2 separate regions of the Homo sapiens genome follow, and region 2 is linked to region 1. A link is a loop called in an ENCODE intact Hi-C map of the cell type or tissue named here. Cell type or tissue: IMR-90. All regions are shown on one strand. Each heading gives the region's core, and the rest is flanking DNA. Links, peaks and the distances in the headings are about the cores only.

Region 1 (11,813 bases), core at 3,172-8,171:
GGCAGTTAAAAAAATCATTTGTAGCTCCCAGTGTTTGATGTTAAATTCAGGAACACATATGAAAAAAGATTCAAGAAACATGAATCAGAACTATTGCTTCACACCGCTATGATTAGCAACATGCATATTTCTAAATCTAAGTTAAGTTGTTTTCTTAAATGACTGAAGAAAGAATTATTTTTTGCAAAACTAGATCATGTATCTTACACCATAGTGACTGATTACAGGTCTTTGGCTTAGTAGGTGATGTTTCCCCAGAGAAGAAAGTATTTGTACTCTCAAGGAAATAACACTCTGCAGTGTTATTCGATGTGGTGGGTGCATTTATTTTATGATTCCATCTACCTGAACTTTCTGGTGTGATTCCAGAGCCCTCCTGCTTTACCTTCATTCCCTATTGGACTATGAGCAGCCCAGAAAAGTCATAAAATCAGGCAGTAAGAATGTAATGCATCATAGATATTTCTTTATACATTACAGACACTTGAAGATTCATTAACTAAGATAATCACGTGAAAGTGAAGGAAGGATACAGGGCCTGATGCGAGTAAGGCCCTCAGTAAATGTTCGTTTATTTCCTTCACCTTTTCCTACCCTCCTTCACTCAGTCTTTCTCTCTTTTACCAGCCGTGATCTCATTGCTGCATCACTACACCGTAGAAAGCAGTCTAATCTCGGTGATGCCAATGCATGTAATATCAGCCTATGCTGCTGAATTTGGGATACATAATATGGTATCTGCCTAGGCTCCACTTTCTCAAGTTGCAAAATGGAGAGCTCATTGTCTGATCCACTGTTCTGCAAAGGGAAGCTACAAGAATCAATAGCATAATAGACAGACTTTCTTCCACACATTCTGTAGGGTTTTGTGACCTCTAAATATTTAATATATGTTTCCCCAGAACCCACCATAGTTCCTGTGAAGCTATACAGTACAGTTCAAGGATAAATCCAGGTCTTGTAATGCCTGAAGCATATACTATTTGGGAGACTGTCTGTAAGAAATAACTGTCAGTGTCAACCTAGGTCCAAAATATTTCTTTAAGATAAAAAAGAATTCATGACAAATTACAAAGATTAAAAGCTGACAAGTACCACAAACATCACAATATCCAGAAAAATAATATAACGTTTATATTCATTAACTGCCTGACACTTCCTCTAAAATGCCACATTTTGGCTGCATACTTCTTCATATGACAATAATTTTCCCTCTTTCATACAGTGTTGTTAATAAATTTTTTTAATGGTTTAGAAAAGCTTTGGCCCATTTTGCTCTGTCAATGGCAGTTTTGATGTGTTTCGTCATCTGGAACCACTAAAACAAGGTGTGTCAGATGGGCTAAAACAAAATCTCATACATTAGGATGCAAAAACAGGTGACTTCACACAGTCATACTCCATATTTGCAGTCTTGTTACAGGCTTATGTCTACAAACACAGGAATTATTAACCTCTACTTTGCATGATTCACATCAAAAAAGAAAATTAATGTGCTTCATTTTATAATCGTATAAGCTGCTAGATCAAGTATATTCCATTTTGACTAGTTTTCAATGAGAATCAAATTCTCCACATAATTTTATACATCCAGGAATTAGGCTTTTCCACAAACAAGTTCCAGCTTTTTATATTTAAAGCATTTCTTTTTTTTTCCATGACCTACGTCCTTCTGATATCATAAATCAAGTTAATATTACAATGTGGCAAATGGCTCTGTAGCTTTGGTTAAGACCCCAGATGAGCTGGTGGAGTGGATAGTAAGAATACTCCTGATAGCCATTCATACCTTGGAAGGGCTGGGAAAAAAAAGTAATTATACATCAAAGGAACTGGGAAACACATAAGTAACTCACTGAACCCAAACCAAGTTTATAACCAGCTGAACTTTCTCTTCAGCCAAATCCCCAAAGTGCCAATCCATCACTGCCTGGCATAAAGGGAGGTGTGATTGGGGGAGATCAGAGTCGAAACAGTCCCAGCAGTTATAACTGATATGGTGACAGTGGTTTAATTTGGCAAAGTTTACAAAAGCGTATGACCATGGGAACACATTAATTGAGCTCCTCCCCGTGGAAGTCGTACATACAAGTGTGGGGGAAGTGTAAAGCTCCATTAGCTTCATGGTGAACCTGTCTCCAATGCTGTGGTTAAAACCACAAGCTTTGAGGTTAGACACTCAAGGTTTCAGTCCCTTCCTACTTGTATGATATTCAGTAATTCAGGAAGCCTATCTAAGCCTCAGTGTCCTCACTTATAAAATGGATATGATAAAACTTGGCCAGGTGCGGTGGCTCAGGCCTGTAATCCCAGCACTTTGGGAGGCCAAGGCAGGTGGATCACCTGAGGTCAAGAGTTTGAGACCAGCCTGGCCAACATAGCAAAACCCCGTCTCTCCCAAAAATACAAAAAAACTGGCTGGGCGTGGTGGTGGGTACCTGTAATCCCAGCTACTCGGGAGGCTGAGGCAGGAGAATCACTTGAACCTGAGAGACAGAGGCTGCAGTTAGCCAAGATTGTGCCACTGCACTCCAGCCTGGGAGACAGAGCAAGACTCCATCTCAAAAATAAAATAAAATAAAATAAAATTGATACGATAAACCTTGCCTTATATGATTGTTGTAGAGTTTAAATGAAAATTTATGTATGCAAACTTCATATTCTAAGGACTCAATAGTAGATAACTATGTTTATTAAGGTAGTAAGTGCTCAGAATTTGTCACCCTTTATAAGATAACCAAATACTCTGCACTATTACTTAAAGTAAACCTTTGGTTTCTAACACCTACAATTCTACACCAGTTTATTTATCTTAATCTCCTATCCAAAAACACACTTAGCCTTCTCTCATTTTCTAATTCAAAGCCTTTATGTCATTCAAGACTCAGCTGAGACCTCATCTGTTTTTCTAGTATTTCGTATTTTTCAGCACTTGTTTCTGGGTCCATTCTCTGAAGGTCTATAGCAACACTATCCAAAAGAAATAGAATGTGAGCCGCATCTGTAATTTTTAATTTTATGTAGCCAGGTTAAAAAATTAAAGCCAAGTCAAATCGATCTCATTAATAGTTTTATCTAACCCAATATATCCAAAATATTATTTCAACATGTAATCAACATTTTTAAATTACTAATGAGATATTTTACGTTCCCATTCCATACTAAGTATCTGAACACTGTGTGTATACTTTACACTTACAACACTTTAAATTCACAATAATCACATTTCAAGGACTCAATAGCAATGTGTCTAGTGGGAGCCATACTGTACAGCACATGTCTATAGCATGAATAGTTTATATCATACTATTTAATCAGCATTCAGTAAAGGTTTGCTGATCCATAGTTTGGATGCATTTAGTCATCAAAAAAGGAAAATGCAACAGGCAATGTGATTTTCTTTCACTTATGCTACTTTTTGCCTTCAGTGAATGGTGCTTATCCCAGAATGAAAACTCTTGAGTATGTGGAATAATGCCAGTTGCAGACTAGTATTAATATGTCTGCTCTGGCATTCTTGTGAATAATACAAGAGTTAAGCAAGGAGACTTGTATGTGGTAATGCCTTGCGTATAGAATAAACCATCAGACTGAGGTGCTTCTAGATATGAATGGAGACCAATATAATCTCACCACCACGTCTAAAAGTGGGGCTCCAGTTTTAAATGTTCACTTACCAGTAATCAAAAATTAGTTTGACTGTTGATTCACAACTGTCTTATTAAAGTAGAGGTTGCTTTCAAAACACAACCAGGGAAGTCACACCCAAGGCATATCACATCTTGTGTGCTACAAAATACCCAGGTCTTTCTACAAACCTTTTAAACTCTGACATGACAAATAATTTATAATTTTTCTACCCTGAATATTTTTCAAAGTTTAGATACTAATCAACTCACATGGCATAAATATACAAGACTTTCAGACCATATAAACCCACATTGCATTAATATTCCAGATTCAAGTAGACACTGGATTTCCAAACATGGTTTTTGTTTCTTATAGGCATGTAAGAAAACATAGTTTACAATATGGAAAATTTTCAAGGTACACTGAAAATAGCAGAAATTTTTAAAATGTATGACTCATCCAGTGAATCACTGAATGTTCAAGGAAAATTTATCTTGGTGTTTTATAGTTATTAGCTTTTTTAAAAAAAAGTTAAAATATATTCTGATTATCAGGCTGACAACAAGCAATACTTTTCATATTATATTACGTTATTTGACTGAAAATGTGTTTCATCTTATTTCTTTTCCGGTATGTAATAAAGTACAACATTCACAAAGCTCACTAATGTCTGTTCTTGTATTGAAAAACTACTTCCCAAACATATTCCCCTCAAACATATCCCACAAAATACATTCACAAACACAGTAAAGGCAACTTCAATTACTTCTCAATGTTGGAGCATTTTATTTTTTAATTTTTAGCTTTCTTATCAAAATCTTAACAAAAGACTTGAGCAAATTCTATTTTCTCCATCAAACCTTCTTGAGCAGAGACTCCGCTTCTTTCTCTGAATTCCTGTGTGAATACAAACTTGGCATCCGTTGTAATCTTCCCTTTGTTATGCTTACTTTTCTATGTACCTAAATCCTAGCTCTACAATACAGTTCTAAGTTTCTTGAAGCCATAGGCCCTGTCTTATTCGTCTCCTGTGGCTCTCAGCAGAGACTTGGATAGAATAAACATTAAATAAATGTGCTAGAAATCATGACGATTTTGATCATAGTTTACAGGAATATCGTTCAGCAGACCAATGACATGATATAGCAATGTCAGCCATTATAAATGCACAGGAATATTTTCATATTTCTATCTTTTCCAATTCGACTTTTTGGCCATCTTTTTTAATAAAAGTTCTTAGTGTCTCATTGGCATTTTCATTCCAAAAACTCAAGTTGAATTTAAATTAAAATAAAACCCTAAAACGTCTAATTATGTTCTAGCATCAAACAAAGCTTTTTCTCCCTTACAGTTATATTTTAAATGTTTTCTTAGTGTCTAACCATAGTTAAGATTCCAGTTTACAAATATACATCTACTGTGGGTTTTTTTTTTTTTTTTTTTTACAAATTTAATAATATCCTAAAGCCTAATTTTGTGTATTGGATTCATTTAAAATGTGGTTGCTACTCAACAATTTTGGAGGAAAGTATATTACATCAGATGTAACATTTAAACTAAATCCAGAAGTTAAAACTCTCTATAAATAAGAGAAACAGAAAGACTCCCAAATAAGAAGCATGAAAGCCCAAGGAGGAAGTTAATGTGCAGCACAAAGTCTTTTGGCCTCATGAGCACTGCGCCCAATGGATTCAGCTGCAAGAAAATGAAGCATCTGGCACGCAGAGGGGAGTAGTGCAAGTGTGTGGGCTTACTGATGCCAGACTACAGAAGTGGCTCAAGAGTAAGAGGCCATTGATGAGAAGAAGGTTTGGATTAGCTGTGGCCTTGAAGTTACCCCTGGAAACTGAGTAGCACTCAGTTGTGAGAGGTGCATTAACCTCTTCAGACCACTAGGGTTCAAAGTGTTCCATAAGAGGTAATTTATTAAATGGGTCCTAATTGCTTAGTAATGTACCTTCCAAAAGTCACTTCTCTGTGCTATGATTAGGCCTGGGACTTGCCAAGTGCTGTCATTCTCTTTGTAACTCCATAATGGAACTCTAGGATGTGGGAAGCTGATCCATTGGACAGCTGTATATCTAATCCAGGTTCAGAATCCTACCAGTGAAGCCAGACAACCTTTCATTTAACCCTCCAGTGTGTAAACACTGAAATACAAAATTGATACACCTTGTTTTGAGTGCCTTTTACTAAGTACATATATGTTTTAATAGAATGTGGGTAACTGGTATTCTTCCTTTGAAAAATAGCACATTTTTAAGATTTGTGAAGTATCCCTTTCATTAAATTCTTTCTTAAAACTATAAAAATAAGCATGCTATTCTGTTTTCACTACCCACAACAAATTTTCTCTTGGCCTTTTTTGTTTCATACGGAGGCCAATCAACGTGATTTTCTGATTGGCTCCCAACACAAAACAGAGTGCATTCTATGGGTCATCCACTTGGTATCACTGATTCCCATCAGGACTACTTAGGCACTGGTTTTGTTAATTAACAAGGCCAGCAGAGGGAGTGAGAGAGCATTGCTACAAAAATGAAATCAAAATTTAAAATAATAATAATAACAGTCATATGTAGAAAATCTGACATTAAACTACGGAGGATTATATAGCGTAATCTAAATATGGAAGCAACCTTTATCATATAGGTAACAGACTAGAATCAAAGAAACAGGACTTCTAGTCATTATTATAGTTTTATGATGTTCATGAACCAGCCAAATGTAGCTGTGCCTCACTCATTAAAGTCTTGAAAATGGCCACCACAGTACCCTCCATTAAGATAGGAAAGGCTTTTGCCCTTCATGTAAGAGAAAGTGATTACGTAAAGAATGGGAATTATTGTCATAAGTATAAAGCTGTTATCATTTCTGTCTTTCAGGGCTTTAGGTCATTTCTTAGTTTTGACCACAAGTGAAAAACACCTGGTTAGTATTCCCCCATTCCCTAAGAACATCAGTTTGATTAGATCATGAAGTTAGACACATCTTATTAACATGAACAAATAATCATTAGGTTACAAGATAGCATAGGGGAATGTCTTTCTACCTGAAAGATATTATGTATTCTAATCTCATATTTGTTTTACAACTCCTATTTCCAGGCCATGTAAAGAAGTTACATATTTTCCAGAAAGGTTTTCAGACAAAGTGTTACAGTGGAGTCCTGTTCAAATCCACCACTCAATGGCTTACAGTTATTTAGAATTTCAGTTTCATTCTTAAGGGAATGTGCTGTAGTTGTGTTTTCCAGATATCTTCAATAGTGTTTCTTACGAGATAATTTGTGTGGGCCCCATAACCAGTTTCCCACAGGGCAGCTTTAAGAAAATGACCATCAAAACCAACCAGCCTTTACACCATACTGAACTAAGTAAAATCTTTCTTTGTTTTACAAGTTTCAGATAATCTTGAAGATAGTGCAACTTGTCTGGACGTTTGGCAGAAAAAATAGTTTGGAAAGTAAATATTCAGTTCTGCTTTCTCCAGTAGATGTCACTTTCTGTACATAGGATATCAAGATATATAAGATGCACAGTATCCCTTACAATGATGGCAAAAAAATAACTTTGGGTTCCAGCCATATGTAACAGTTTTTAAGCTATCAATGGTATTTTCTAGTGTTTGGAATCACAAGGAATAATAAGGCAAAATTAATGCTATTAATTAACCATCTTACACATTTCTGTGTAGCTTTGGCAATGGCCATTAAGTATAACATACAATACAATATTGCTAATGCCTTTTCAATAGTTAAAGAAAACTAAGTATTACTCTAAATTGAAGCAGAAAATGTATTTTCCAAAAAACAAACATGATTTCTGAGTAAATAAGTAGTTATTAATAATATACTACATACTTACCAAGAACCTAGTATATGAGTTTAGTTAACCTATTATTATTTCATGCGTTATTCTTCCTGGGTCCTCGCTATCATTTTGATATTCACATCATCTTCATGTGTCTGAAGAAAAAATAGGGTTCTCTGAAGTGTCTCACTATATGCAAGGGAACATAGAACAAGAAAGAGAGAGAAAAGACAGAAACAGAAAGAAAGAAAGAGAGAGAGAGAGAGAGAGAAAGAAAGAAAGAAAGAAAGAGAGAGAGAGAGAGAGAGAAAGAAAGAAAGAAAGAAAAGAAAGAAAGAAAGGAAGGAAGAAAGAAAAGAAAGAAAGAAAGAAGAAAGAGAAAGAAAGGAGAAAAGAGAGAGAAAGAAAGAAAAAAAGCATTATAAATCTTACATTGTATTGTTTATAGCATCCACATGTCCAAGAATAAAAATCAAATGATGGAAGAATATTAATAGTGAGAATTAGATTAATTCTTCTTAAAATACTTTTCAGAATGCTCTTTGCATTTCTAAACATAAGCCTCATTATGCTGTTCTATTTGTATTCCAATGTAGTTAAATTTTATATTTGAGTTGTTTTAATAGATGACTTTGAAATGACAGAGGAGAGCACATTTTTGTTTCTTATTGATCCAATCAAGATTTTGCTTGTAGCTACTATAACTTGAAATAATACATAAGGTTACGGAGGCTTTTTAAAATGTTGATGTCTAGGTCACATTTGATTCAGTGGTTGTATTGACAAATGTGATTTGATAATTGCCAAATTAAGCTCAAGAGAAAATTAGTTAAACAACTACTTTTATTTTCAGATGCTTCAAACAAAAGATATGAAGTTTGGTAGCAAATAATGATAGGGTGCTAGAACAAAAATTCCCGAAGAAGGCAAAATGGGCATGTGGCTTTTACAAAACAAAAGAATCTATCTGGTCATCAAAATAAACAACATCTAAATGATCTCTCTAGGTTTTAAATATTTTGCAAAAAGAGTAAACCCAAAGAGCTCGATTCTTATCTGAGTAGAGATTTCTCGACATGTTAACTGGGAAGTTCTGCTACCGTTCTTGTGTATACTTTGTTAAAAACAAAGAGATTATAAGGGTTTGGGTAATAAAGGGATTTAAAGGCTTCACCTTTAGGCTACCGATTCCACTCCATTTCAGTTTTAAGAGAACTAAGGTCATGAATGTACCCAGGGCATGTAGTTTACTTTTAATTCAGCATGAGTTAGGATCCCACTTTATAACAAACCCTAGGATGTTTTTTTCAACTATTCAGAGCAAATAGGGTTGACAAAAGAAAAACAAAGATTGAACAGGAAGGATAGAAACAAACACAGAGTAATGCTCAGTAAGCTGAATTCCTGAGGAAATACACACCACTGGTGCTTCTTCTGAACATTTTCAAGGACAGAGTCGGCTCTTTACCATTCTGGGTCTTATTACTAGTCTTGATCAATAAATAAACAGTAATCGATAATTCTGAAAGAAAATGATGCCATAATAATTTCGAAATTAGGGACAAGTGGTTAACATCATGTGGCTGAATTACAGTGCTCTGATTTGAACTCTGGAAAGAGCCATGCAAACATACCCCACAATGCTAGTTGTCAGCAGTCTTTCCCTGTGTAAAACAGAAGACAGAGTCCTTGTATGTGTAAACAGCCCCACTCAGGCAAGGAGTCACTGAAGGAGCTGCAATTCCTTAGCACTGGATTTAGGTCTTTCTTCTGTTTTTATACTTCAGTTTTCTCATAGTATTTAATACCTTATTTATTTAATAGATTGGAACAGAAAACTCAGGACACTTTGAAAAACAGCCAATTGCTTAGTTCCATAGCCCTAATAGCCCTAAAGGATGTCAGCAGTGTCATTATTTTTTTAAATAATTATGTCATTACCATTACTTGTACCATGTCTTACAATTATCTGCTTTAAATAATGTTATCAGATATTAAACAGACACAAAATAACATTTGTAGCTTACATGCAAAAACACGAGTAAGTAAATAAATAAGGTGGACATCTGTGTATCTCGTATCCAACTTAAGAAATGAAACGCTAACCAGTATCTTTGGAACCTTGAACCCCTCTTCAGTCCATCCCTCTTCCCTCTTTTCCTGCATAGATAAGATTATTCTGAATTTTGTGTTAATCAGCCCCTTTCTTTTTTCTCCTTTCTTAAATGAAAAAAAATGCTTCATAGGAATTTTGAGTACTATCTGTTTGGAAGAATACAATAAAACATTTGAGAAAATTGAGGCATATAAGCAATATTGATCAATTAAAAATGTTTCTGTTTTAATGTCTATTCAATCAACATTGAATAAATATTCTCTGCATTCCAAAGTAGCCATTAGCCCCAGTCACCACCAATAAATGATGGGATCCAATTCTGTAGTTACTATCTCTATTATTAGCATTCAATTACAAAAATATCAGTATTTTATGAAGAATAAAAATATTCTTACCTACATATATCAATATAATTCTATTCGATGCTCTACACATAAATTGCCCTTTTAATAGATAATATTTTCAACTCATATAGGAAAAGATTTTGGATTCCAGAAAGGATTTCTAAGAAAATGTGTTATATCTCCTTTTCTGGCGTTTTTTTTTTTAACACTTTTTTTTTAACTTACAAGGTTTCTGTGACCCCTTACCCAAAGATAGGATCAGTGTCTAGATAGCAGATTATTCAGCTTCTTAGTATATTATTAAGGGAAAGATCCCTCAAATTACTAAGCCACTCCACCAGCCATGTCTCAAAGATCTGAAGATGAGTAAGTCCTACAGGAGGAGTAGAGCGTGTGTCCCGGGGTCCTTGGTGAGGAGGGACTGGAGAATAAGAGAAAGAATGAGACCAGGGGATGGATCCCTGAGGCATCCTGTCCCTTTCATCCTCCTCCTCCTTTTTCTGCATTCCAAAGTGGCCGGCAGCCCCAGTCACCACCAATAAATGATGAAATCCAATTCTGTATGTACTCAGCAGCAAATAACTGCAAGTATGTACCTGCTTTTTTTTCTTCTCCAGGACATCTCCCCGTGACAGATTCAATCTCTGTATCTTGTACCAACACTGTTGACCCTGGAGTCAACTTTTTAAAATTTAAGACGGGGGCATTCCTTCAGCACTTAGGAGTGTCTAAGTCAAAATTTAGCAACAAAGTATAATAGCTTTTGATTATTTTAAATAAAATATTATATGACAACTCATCTTTGTACTAAAGTTAGAGTGTTCTAAATTTACATATATTATCAATATGGGTGTTTTTGAATTCTGTTTAAAGTTACTAAGAAACATTCCAAGCCTGGACCCTAAAATAGGAAAATGAGATATTTAAGGCATTGGTTGTAAGAATTGTCAATAAGACCCCTTGATAGATTGATTACCTAATGGCAAGTGTGACAAATGTGACAACAGATTTAAGAATAACATTACCACTTCAGTAAACAATAAACATGACTATTACTAATGATTAATTTCTTTAATATTTTAAATAATGTTGGAGGCACCAAAGGTGTTGAAAATTAATATTAGCAGATTGAAAATTTGTGTAATAATTTGTCACAATACCACTTCCATATCTTCTATTCAGTGTATTTCAGAAATATTTTCAACTTCTTACTCTTTATCTTACTGTCACATTCATTCTCTCCTTTCTTTTTCATAGCTATATTCCAAATTAAGTCCTCAGGTTATCTTTTGCTTACCTGGTCTCCCCATCTTCAAAGTTTGCCCTTCAATTAATTTTGCCTGATACTACCAGACTAAGCTTTGTAAATCCAAGTTTTTCTTCTTTTGCTTCTCCTTTGATGAGTTCCAATTTTTCAGGGAAATAATTCTAAACTTTTTAGTATGGTATTTAAGTAATTAATACCATAATTAAATCCTACCTAATTTTCCAGGCTTCTTCCCAACTACTGCAAAATCTATACTATTTCTGTATCTACTATGTAATCATTCTCACATACCATAAAATCCCCATCATCTTCATGCTGTACCTTGCACTTGCCCTTGCCCCTTGTATATTTTTGCCTGCTGAAATCCCACTGCTCCAAACCAAAGGGATTTTATGTGCAAACTGATTTTATGTGCAATCATTGAATTAATCCCAAGCCCTTAGAGCTTCCAAAGCACTTTGGTTTACACTTATAATACAGCACTAATCATGTACTGCCTCATATTTTAATTATGAAAGGTATAGGTTTTATTAACTCCCATGCTCCCTGGATGAGTTTGTACATGACACCCCCTTAACATGTAGAGTAGCACACAATCATCATGGTATTTGTTGGTTGAATTGAATGGTTGAGTATATATGGCA
Region 2 (11,813 bases), core at 3,647-8,646, 930 kb after region 1:
TAAGAACAAAGTCTTTAACAGCAGTTTGGAGGATAAAATGCCCTTTACTTAGGAGCGAGGTCTTAGAACGCTGAAATCAGTGTTTGCAAAGGACAAGAGACCCAGAGGAGGTCCGCTTAATGCTATCCCAAATCCCAAGCCAACAACCTCCCACCCGCTTGATATCTTTCAGCATTCTTTCCTCCTTCTCAGCAGTTTCTTTTTTTTACCTGTATTTGGAGCTGGCTTTTAAGAGATTGAAGTTTTATCCTTTGTGGGAAAGTTCAAATTTTAAAACATTTTGAAGATAAAAAGACTTCAAGTATACAGAAAATACCTTTAAACAAAATGTTATTTATGTAGATAATTATATAGATAATTACAGTGTTGTTGGGGGTGGCTTGTATTAGTTAGGGTTCTCTCGAGAAAGAACCAATGGGATATATATGTGTGTGTGTATGTTTGTGTATATGTGTATATGTATATATACACACGTATATCTTTTTGTGTGTATGTGTGCTTTTGTACACACACACACACATAGACACACACATACACAGACATATATGTATATATACACCCAAAGATATTTATTATTAGGAACTGGCTCATGTGATTCTGGAGGCTGAGAAGTCCCACAATGTGCCATCTGCAAGTTGGATGCCCAGGAAAGTGGATGGTAGAGTTTTAGACCAAACCCAAAGGCCCAAGAACCTGGAGAGCCAATGTCTAAGGGCAAGAGAGGATGAATGCATTAGCTCAGAGAGCAAACTTGCCCTTCCTCTGCATTTTGTTCAGGCCCTCAGTGGATTGGATAATGTCCAGCTGTATTGGTGAGGACAGTCTTCTTTATTCAGTCTACCAGTTCAAATGCTAATCTTTTCTAGAAACACTCTTATGAACATGCCCAGAAATCAAGTTTAACAGTTCTTTGGGCATTCAGTTAAGTTGATACACAAATTTTAACCATCACTTGGGGTCAGCCCACCTCAGCCACCCAAGTTTCAATTGTCTCCTAAATGTCCAAAGTTATATATATAATGAAAAAAATGTCTGCAATTGTCAGAAATGTGTAGAACTGATTTCAGTACATGAAACCTGATATGGTTTGGCTCTGTGTCCCCACCCAAATCTCATCTTGTAGCTTCCATAATTCTCACATGTTGTGAGAGGCACCCGGTGGGAGATAATTGAATCATGGGGGCAGGTCTTTCCCATGCTGTTCTCTTGATAGTGAATGGGTCTTACAAGATCTGATGTTTTTAAAAACAGGAGTTTCTCTGCACACACCCTCTCTTTGCCTGCTGCCACGCACGTTAAGATGTGACTTGCTCCTCCTTGCATTCTACCATGATTGTGAGGCCTCCTCAGCCATGTGGAACTGTAAGGCCAATAAACGTCTTTCTTTTGTAAATTGCCCAGTCTCAGGTATGCCTTTATCAGCAGTATGAAAACAGACTAACATAAAACCAGTTATGCAAATTGGCAAGTATGTTTGAGTAAGGATTCTTTGTTTCCCTAACAGTCTTAACATTGAAACTTTTTCATCTTGGTAGGAAATGGAAGCAAGAAAAAATTATGAGGATCAACTTTTTTGAAAGATCAATCATTGTCTTGTCCTGATATTCTTTGCCTTCTTCAACAATTTTTGTTTTGTTAAACCTCTGCAGTAGTATACTATCACAACCCTTAAATTTGCCATATGAACAAATTTATTTATGTCTCTTCTTGAAAATCATGAGTCTACTCACCAGAATAAGTATTAAGAACAATGGTGCTTTTGAATCGAATGAATAGTGCAATATTTTACTGGTGACACTCATAATAGGGTGAGCATTGCAAATACTACAAACATTAATATAACCTGTGGTCCTCACACTACACTTTGAAATTTGTTTTTGCAATTCACCAGTAATTGAATACAATCAATCAATCATGTTCCATTACATATGTTAATTCAAATATTTGTAACTTTATTGCATTTTGAAATTTGCTGTCTAACTAGATTGCCAGTGCTATCCCAGAATGCACAAAGAAAAGAAAGCACTGATACAGAAATCAAAATAGAAAGTAAAAACTCTGAGTGTAGTTGTGGCTGAGGGTTAGGGGGCAATAGTGTAGAAAGGAAAGCTGGGATAGAAATGGTGCATGTTAATTCATATAGCAACTGCATTCATCCATTTGAGGTAATGCAAACTCATGATAAAAGTAAAATGACCAAATCCAATTATATGCATCAATTCTATCTTCTTGAGCAATTATCATTCTTTTGTAAACTGCAATTTTGGCCACTTGTGTGTACCAACCCTTAATTGTCAGTAATTCTCTAGTTTTCTAGCATTTTGTAATGAGATATTTAGCACACAACACTGCTGCTGCCAGCTATTTACATCGTGGAATTGAATTATCGAATAGACATTAAAAAAAACCATGGGAGGCAGCCACTTACAGCATTCTTAAATATTTTATTCTTTTATTTGATATTTAAAGACGGCAGATTCTTGCCAGAATATGTAGTGATCTTAAGGTCCCAGACCATAGCTGCTACCTTCCTTTCCATGTCACAGTCTCATCAAGAATTACAGAAAGTTCTCTCTTTTATTAAATAATCCTGATACAGACAGGGAAAATATGACTGCATCTACTGGTTATTTACGTATTATTAAAACTCTTCATTTTTCTCAGAAATAGTAGGAATAGATACTGGTCATAATGTACAAACCAAGCTTTCAAAAGGTGTCTGTATGTACTCCAAAGGACTGTAGTCTTTAATGTGTTTCTCCATATAATTGAGTCAGCCGATGGGTGAAAATGTTGAGGGATTACTAATGTCATGGGAATCCAGGGTGGGTATGGTGGGGAAGATTACCTAGATGATTTCACATTTTCTTTCAAAAGAAGGCCGTGTCACCCATTCTTCTCAAAGACACCTAATGACTTTCCAAGAGCCACTTTCAGTGGCATTTTAAATTGGTTAGTAAAAGTGACGCTGATGGTAGTGGAGGAGAGCTGGTCCTGGGCATGGGACATTTGGCTTCTCCTGTGCCTCTGCTCCTCGCTAGCTATGCAATTCATTTACATTGCCTGGGATGTGAGTTTGATGTTGAAGAGATTGAGTTCAATTTGTAAATACTTTCAAATCTCAAATTTTCTTAACTGCTAGTAATCTATGAGTTGTGTATTTTCGTAAGCATTTCCCAAGCTTTCAGATGAGCTCGTGGTTACTCGAAGCTAATTTTGTGTAGTCCTTACCATTTTCTGATTGCCCATTCTTGTGTTTGTTGCCTTTTTTAAAGTGAATTTTAAAAAGTCTGAATATGAGCGATTTTGGAATTAATCCTTTTCTTACTTCTTTTATTGTTTGACCCTATTTTTTTCTCCTATTATTTTTGGACTGCTAAATTGAAAACACATTTAAAAATTTTTTGTTTCCTGATCTCTCCAAGTTTGGAATGCCTTATGTTAGACTTTGATCTTGTTTGCTTGATCTCATAATGTTCCATTTTGTCCATGGTCATCCTGAGAAGATCTTTCTGAAATCAGCATTCTGCTCACCCTATTCTTTTTGCATTTTCTTTATTGCATATTCATCAAGGCCTAAATTCTCTATTCAGATTTGGAATCTCTTCCAACTTACATTGTAATTCTTATTTATTTCTTAGGTTTAAATAACATTCCATTTAGTCCATTTATGTCTGGATGTCCACTACCTTATGTCCAGAACTAAATGTATTCCCTTCCCTCCCATGACATATGGTTATATATATTGGTTTTCATCCACGGTTCCTGGCTCATAACTTCCATAGCCCTTGTTGCAGTCTGTTGTAATGTTGGGGGCACTTTAGGCCCCAGAAGGAGGCCTTCGAAAACATAACCTCTCTCTCTCTAAACTTTTGCTGCCCTCCTTTTGCTTGCCCAAAGCAGGACTCTAATCTTTCTCTGACTTTCTGATTGTGAGTAATAAGACCCTCATTTCAGAAAGGGTCCTTCCCATGCCCCAGAGGAAGAAATGCTGCATAGAGAGGCCAAGAAGAATCTGGACAGAACTTGCTGGGTTTCCCCACTCAGCCTATGAACATTAGATCATACCCTTTTTGTTCAATCATTTCTATGCAGTGGTCAGTCATGCCTATCCAATGAGGTCTCCATAAAAGGTCCTGGAGTGTGGTGTGCCCAGGTGCATAAAAGCTCTGTGTCCCTTCTCTCATACCTCACCCCATGCATCTCTTCATGTGTATACTTTGTAATAAGCCAGTAAACATAAGTGTTTTTCCTGAGTTCTGTGAGCTGCTCTAGCAAATTAATTGAACCCCAAGATGGGGTCATGGGAACCTCAACTTGAAGTAGGTCAGTCAGTTCTGGAGAATGCAACTGGTACATGCAACTGGTAGGAAGTGAGGTAGAGGACAGTCTTGCAGGACTGAGCCCTCAACCTATGGGATCTGACACTATCTCCAGGTAGATAGTGTTGGAATTGAATTGGAGGACAACCAGCTGGGTGTGCTGCAGAACTGATGGCTTGCTTGGTATATGGGGAGAAACCCCTGCATTCAGAAGTCTTTTGTGATGATTTTTGTGGTGTGAAAGCAGAAGAAAACAGCTCATTTTCTTTTTAATTTTTTCAGACTACCCCAACATTTCTTTTTTTCTTAGATAATAATATCATTATCCACAGTCTTTGCTGCTAGAAATTTTGGCAGCACCCTCAGCCTCTCCTTTCCTATTCATCTTCCAATGGGTCAGCATCCCCATTGCCACAGCCTTGGCTTGTACATTCCCATTTCAATTCATATCCTTCCCTCACTTCCAGAGATGTAAACTTTATAGAGTTAAGCTGTGTAAAGGGAGTTCCAAAAGATTGAAGATGCTTGTGGGAGGGATGTTGGCATCTCTTTTCTCAGCTGGTCATTTGGCCAGGCAGCTGACTTGTTCATTTGCCCTGCATCTACCTGGGCAGAGCAAAAGTAATTTGAGAGAAAGAGATGACAGCACAGAGCAAAAGAAGAGTGGCAGAGCAGCCATCACGAAAGTGCATGAGTTCTCTTTGGGTCAAGGGGCATCACAGAGGCCCGGAGGCTGGAGCAAATGACTCACAAAGGGACTGTGATAATTTGATGGGGGCAGGAGCTAAAAGATTTGGAAGACATTGAGATGGAGCTGTTTGGTGTCTGTACACAGAGATTCACAACAGCCAGAGGAACAGAGACCAGCAGCCCCAAGAGATGTATATAGAATTAGGCCTTGAAAAGGGAAGGTGCAGGATGTGTCTGTGGGTGGAGCTGTGTCTCTGAGCATATCATAGCCCCAGAAACAAGATCAAAAAGGGGACTTAAGCTTTCCTTCTTCAGGTCTCTGCAGCCATACAGCTGGGCTGCAGTGGATCTCTTTAAATGTGGTAGAAAAAAAGAAGTTTTAAACTGAAAATGAAGAATTGTAACTTTAATAACTGGAAGTGCTTGGGAGATTTTGAAATCTGCCCAAGATGTGATTTAGCATAGGTCCACGAGATAGGGAAACTTGACACAGTGCGAGGAGCAATGATAAAGACAAAAAACTGTACTTTCACCCCACCATTCTGAGACAATTGAAGAAACTATCTAGTTATCACTTAACCACACTGTATGACGTTTTTTTACTTACGTGTCTATTTCCCTAGCCAGGGTCTCTGTATCCCTAGTACTTTGCATTTCATATATGCTCAAAAATATCTATTGAATTAATGGGGGATAACATGTACAAATAAGTCACTCTTTGAATCAGTATACCAAGGGAGATGTGAGGGACACAAAAAGGGGAATAATTAGGCAAAAATGACCTGCAATTTTTAAGGTGATAAGTGCTATTTAAGTAGTGAAACATGTATATTCATAGCTAAAAATGACATTCATAATTAGTTGACTGTATGTATCCCATCCTTCTTCCCTCTCTATCTTCACCTCCCTTTTAATCTAAAATCTTCCACCTCTACAAAAGACATGCAATTGCTATTATGCTTTAGAATGCCATTTACTTTGGTTGTAGTCTCTTGACTGGCTATTTTTGTATGTTAACCAACACTTACCTGTGTGAAGATGATATGTAAAACCGAATTAAAAGAGGCCATTGTTTCTTCTAGGTCAACATTTTCCCTTCTTTACATTTTTTAATGCAATATTCTCAAATCATCTGACATAGTTCCCTTATTTGGTTTTGAAACTGCAAATATGAACTTTTCATGATTTTAGACTCATGTCTGTGTGAAGCTCTTTCAGAAGATCGAGTATATGTTACTTTTCTTCTTTAAAAAATTGTACTTTCCATTGCTTTCTGCTTTAGAGCAGCAAACCAATACTGCCATCCACTGTTTCTTTGAATAATCTTTTCCCCACAGTTCTCACCAAGATGTTTTGAAGAAAAACCTGACAATAAAATTAAATCCTTTGCAAGGAAGGGGAGTTTGTTAATTTTGAGCAAGCACTGCCTCAACTATCATAAAGGAATCAAACATGACTTATCTTCTTTTTCCAAATACCTCCTTGGAGGAGAAACATTAAAAAATGTGACCAAGACCACGAGCAGTCTGTAGAGTCAACTTTTTTCTGGGTAGCACAGGAGGGAAAAATTACCTAGTTCCTCTTTGCTCACTGTTGAACTTTGCTTCATTCACCCCCGGGCTCAGGGCCATCTCTCACCCCAGTCACATTCTAATGCTTCAGGAGGAAAGCCAGTCTTCTCCAAGCCAGCAAACAGGGTGCCTCTGTCTGTCTTACATTCCCATCAAAGAGGTTCCAGAGAGGAGCACATATTCCTCATATATAAATGTCTAACTGATTTTATTCCTTTCTGTTCTGCTCCACATCTATTCCACCTTTACTGTGTATCTCTTTTTAGTCTTAGTCTTTTCATTTCAACTAATACATTTGTTACTAAGATTATGAGAAATTCTTTATTTTCTTCCCATATGAAATAGAATGGACCCTTTAAATGACACAGCTCAACTCAAGGGGCCAAGATTTAAGGCAGATAAAGTCATTGCTACAAGGCCTTGAGATGACCCGGTCCAATTCCCTGATTCTACAAGTGAAGAAACTGAGACCCAGAGAGAAGTGAAACATCTAGAGCCATGGAATCAGTCAATAGCAAAGCCAGTAACAAAACCTGCCTCTCAACCCGTGGTCAAATATTATTTTCCTGCAAAATGCACCTTCTAGAAGCACAGTTCATATTTCTGCCCCTGGGCTACAGACATTTTAAATGGCATTTAAAAAAACATAAACCTCCCTGCAGGCATCTTTGTTCCTCCATGCCTCTCATCACTCCTCTTGCCTCTCACCTCCTGAAAAAGCAAGTTGCCTAGGTTGAGAAAGGATCGGCAACAGTCAACTTCTTTGTCCATTTCCCTCAGGAGAGGAGAAGGTATGGGAACTAGTGGCCTGGAAAGGGGAACAGGGAGGAGGACTGTCTGTCTTTTTGTCCTGTTTTAGTAAGAGGACAATTGAATGTTATTTTACTTATCTAGATTTATAGCTTCTGCTCTAGGAGACATCAATTCCTTCATTCACTCAGGCACCATTTACGTCCGAACTGTTCTTTAGATTTATGCAGGTCATATCTCCTTATTATCTTTGAAATAGCCCTAAAGCAGGCTGAGTGGTAATACTAGAAAGCTGAGCATCTCACTCAGTGTTTATTCAATGTTATTCATTCAGAAAACATAACCTGCTTTAATAAACACACAAATATGTGTTTCCTGTTCCCATCAGATGCCCATTCAGTGAGGGGTTACAACTTTTGTCTTTATGGATTGACGTTGTATGGATGTGAGACTGAGCCATACAAAGCTTTACTGCAAATGATGATGGGACTGGAGTGCTTTAAGAAAAATCATTGTTTTCTCTTAACAGTTTTTTCCTAAATAAGTGAGTATTAAAGATGAAAGTGATTTAGACAATCTATTGGAGGCTGGTAGGTATAAAATACATTGTGAAAGGACCACAGTGGGTAGAAAAGGGCACCAATTAGTTTGGTTGTAAGGTAAAAGGTAGGAAGAAAATGACTATTTACCAAAATCCTATTATGTACCAGGCATTGTGTAAGAAATTTTGAACATGTTATCCCATTCTTCATAAAGCTGTGGAAGTCATTCTAATTATATTCACTTTTCCGATGAATAAACTAAGACTAGGAGAACAAGGGACTTCCTTGAGGTTACTTAGCAGATAAGAGTCAAGATGAGGAACGTGTCCAGGTGTGTCTAAAGAGATGGCTTACAGAAGCAAGTGAGCTTAAGGCACACACTGGCAACAGGAAGTCAATTTACTTGTCTGGAGGGGAGATTTCATAAGGAATATTGAGGTAGGGGCCTAGTAAGATTGAAACCCTGAATGCTACATTAAAATTACTTGATTTTATTCTGTACACAATGAGGAATTATTGGTGCTTTTTAAGATTGGAAGGGTCATCGAAGTTGTGTTTTAGGGAAAGAAGTCTGGGAGTCTTGTGCAAAGTGGACATTGCGAACAATAAGACCAAGTTAAATACTATTACAATAGCCCAGAAATGATACAACAGTGGCCCCCCTTATCCATGGTTTCGCTTCCTGTGTTTTCAGTTACCCTTAGTCAACCACAGTCTGAAAACAAGTGACTACAGCAGAATAAGATATTTTCAGAGAGCGAGAGAGGCAATGAATTTCATTACAGGATGTTGTTATCATTGTACTGTTTCATGATTAGTTATTGTTAATCTTTTATTGTGCCTAAATTAAACTTTCTGTAGGTATATGTGTATTGGAAAAAACATAATATAAACAGTCAACTCTTTGTATCTGTGGATCCTACATCTGCAGATTCAACCAACTGCAAATAAAAAATATTTTTTAAAAAAATTCAGCAATAAAAATCATACAAATAAATAATACAGTATAACAACAATTTACATAGCATTTACTTTGCATTAGGTATTATAAGTAATCTAGAGATTATTTCAAGTATTTGGGAAGATGTACCCTAGGCTATATGTAAATAATATGCCATTTTATATAAGAGACTTGAGCTGTTTTATATTTTGGTATCTGCAGTGGGGGGGTCCTAGAACCAGTCCCCTCCCCAGGATACTGAGAGAAGAATGTATAGGGTTTGGTACTATCCTTGATTTCAGGCATTCACTAGGGTCTTGGAATGTATTCCTAACACATAAAGGGGGACTACTATAATAGGAAGATAAAAAGAAATGATATAGGGTGACCTACTTCTTAGTTTGTTGAACCTGCTATAACAGAATACCATAGACTGGGTGGCTTATACACAATGGAAAACTGTTTCTCACAGTTCTGAAGGCTGGGAAGTCCAAGAACAAAGCTCCAGAAGACTCAGTATCTGGTGAGGGCAAGCTTCCTGGTTCATAGACAACTGTCTTCTTGCTGTAGCTTACATGGCAGAAGGGGCAAGTGAGTTCTCTGGGGCCTCTTTCATAAGGACACTAATCCCACTCATAAGGGCTCTTCATGACCTAATTCCCTACCAAAGGCCCCACCTCCAAATATCACATTGGGCCTTAGGATTTAACATATGAATTTTGGAGGGACACAAACATTCAATATAGCACCTTAAATTAACACATAATGACCTGACAATGTCATTAATTAATTAATTCCACAATATTTATCACTGTTGTAGGTATTGGCATCTTACACTTCAATAAGGAACCTATTTTTAAAGATTAAACATTTTATTTTGAAACATGGATCTATATGCAAGTTATAGGAAATAATGAAGAGAAATTCTGTTTCCTCTTTTCCCAGTTTCTCCTAATGATAATATCTTGCAAAATTATTATACAATATCACAACCAGGATACTGACATTAATACATTCTCATGATCTTATTCGGATTTCCCCAGGTTTACTTGTACCCCTATGTTTTTTTAAAATTCTTATTTATTCTACAGGCCTAGTACTTGTTACTATGTTTAGTTAATCCGTTTCTATCATAAATCCTCATCAGTTCTCTAGTTCACCACAAAGAGAGTCTAAGAACCTTGTTAAATGCACCACTGATCACCCTTTCCTTCACTCAGGTCCCAAACCAATATTCTCAAACTGTGTTTAAAACTTACTTCTTGTAGTTAAAACCTGCTTCTGCTTTCCTTCAGCTGGTTTTTATCTATCCTGAAAGTTTTGGAAAACTTGTTAGGCTTTTTCCTGTCATTCCAATAAATACAATCCGTTAATTTACTGGAATAGTGTTCATCTTAGAAAGCCATGTATTCTCTTGGTCTCAAGACACATTCTTCTCTCCTGCAAGGATCTGTCTATATTATGGCCTCCAAATGCAACATACCAGACTGATAGATGTTATTTCTTATTCAAATTGAGCATTGTGACTTTGGGTGTTATTTCTAATGTCTCTGGGCCTCTCAATATTATTGCCAGATTTTATTGAGGTATAATAGGCAAGTAGCAATTTTATGTATATATGTAAAGTAGACAATGTGATATTTTGATATACACATACATCATGAAATGATTACCATTATCAAGATAATTAACATATCTGCCACATGACAAAATGCTTTTTTTTTGTGGTGACAACATCTAAGATCTACTCTCTTGGCAAATTTCAAGTATACAATACAATGTTATTAACTATAGTCACTATGCTATACATTACATGTCCAGAATTTATTCATCCCATACAACTTTGTGCCTTTTGACCAACATCTCCCCCTTTCCCCAACCCAGCTTCTATTAATCACCTTCATATTCTCTACTTCTGTAAGTTCCATTTCTTTAGATTTCACATGTAGCTGTGATCATGCAATATTTGTCTTTCTGTGCCTCACTTATTTCACTTAGCAAATGTCCTCTAGTTTCATCCAAGTTGTCAAAATGACAGGATTTTCTTTTCTTAAAGCTAAATAATATTGTATTGTGTATATATATCACATTTTCTCCATCCAGTCATCCACTGATGGACACTTGGGTTGATTCTGTATCTTGGCCATTGTGAATAATGCTGCAATGAACATGGGAGTGCAGATATCTTTTCCACATGCTGATTTAGTTTCCTTTGGATATAAATCCAGAAGTAGGATTGCTGGATCATATGGTAGTACTGTTTTAAATTTTTTGAGGAACCTCCATACTGTTTTCTATATTGGCTGTACTAATTTACATTCTCATTAACAGTGTACAGGGTTCCCTTTCTCTACATACTCACCAACACTTGTTAGCTTTTGTCTGTTTTCTAATAGCTATTCTACCAGGCATGAAGTGGTGTCTTACTGAGTTTTCAATTGGCATTTGCCTAGTGATTAGTGATGTTGAACAGTTTTTTCATATACCTATTGGCCAGTTGCATGCCTTCTTTTGGGAAAGTTTGGTTAGACCCCTTGCACTTTTTTAAATTGAGTTTTTGTTTTCTTGTGATTGAGTTGTTTGAATTCCTTACACATTTTGGATATTAACCCCTCATCAGATGTGTGGTTTGCAAACATTTTTTTCCCTATTTTGTAGGTTGTCTTTTCAGTCTCTTGATTCTATCCTTTGCTGTGGTAAGTTTTTAGTTTGATGGAATCTAATCTGTCTATTTTTGCTTTTGTTGTGTATGCTTTTGGGATCATATCCAAAGTAATCATTGCCCAGATCAATACTAATAAGTTTTTTCTTATTTTTTTTTTCTAGTAGTTTTGCCTTTTTAGGTCTTACATTTAAGTCTTAAATCATTTGGAGTTGACTTTTGTATATGATGTGAGACAAAGGTCCAGTTTCATTCTTCTACAAGTGGATATTCAGTTTTTCAAAAATATTTATTGAAGAGACCGTCCTTTCCCCACTGTATGTTCTTGGCATCTTT

What was found. Peaks named below come from ENCODE experiments on the same cell type or tissue, not always from the same donor. Only the 100,000 strongest peaks of a DNase experiment are listed, where the experiment ranks them.
Region 2: it touches region 1 in a loop (6-fold over the local background); 2 of 110 quality-filtered maps call a loop at or near these places.

The regions. Positions count from the first base shown.
Region 1 is chr15:37,129,129-37,140,941 of GRCh38, reverse strand. No RefSeq gene overlaps it. Among named protein-coding and RNA genes, the nearest start is that of MEIS2, 34 kb to the right of the region's middle. In IMR-90, for the core only: CTCF peaks have their summits at 5,532, 6,134 (motif pointing right) and 7,140 (motif pointing right); a DNase peak (open chromatin) is centred at 7,141.
Region 2 is chr15:36,203,878-36,215,690 of GRCh38, reverse strand. No RefSeq gene overlaps it. Among named protein-coding and RNA genes, the nearest start is that of LINC02853, 160 kb to the right of the region's middle. In IMR-90, for the core only: a CTCF peak has its summit at 6,312; no DNase peak of the experiment used is centred there.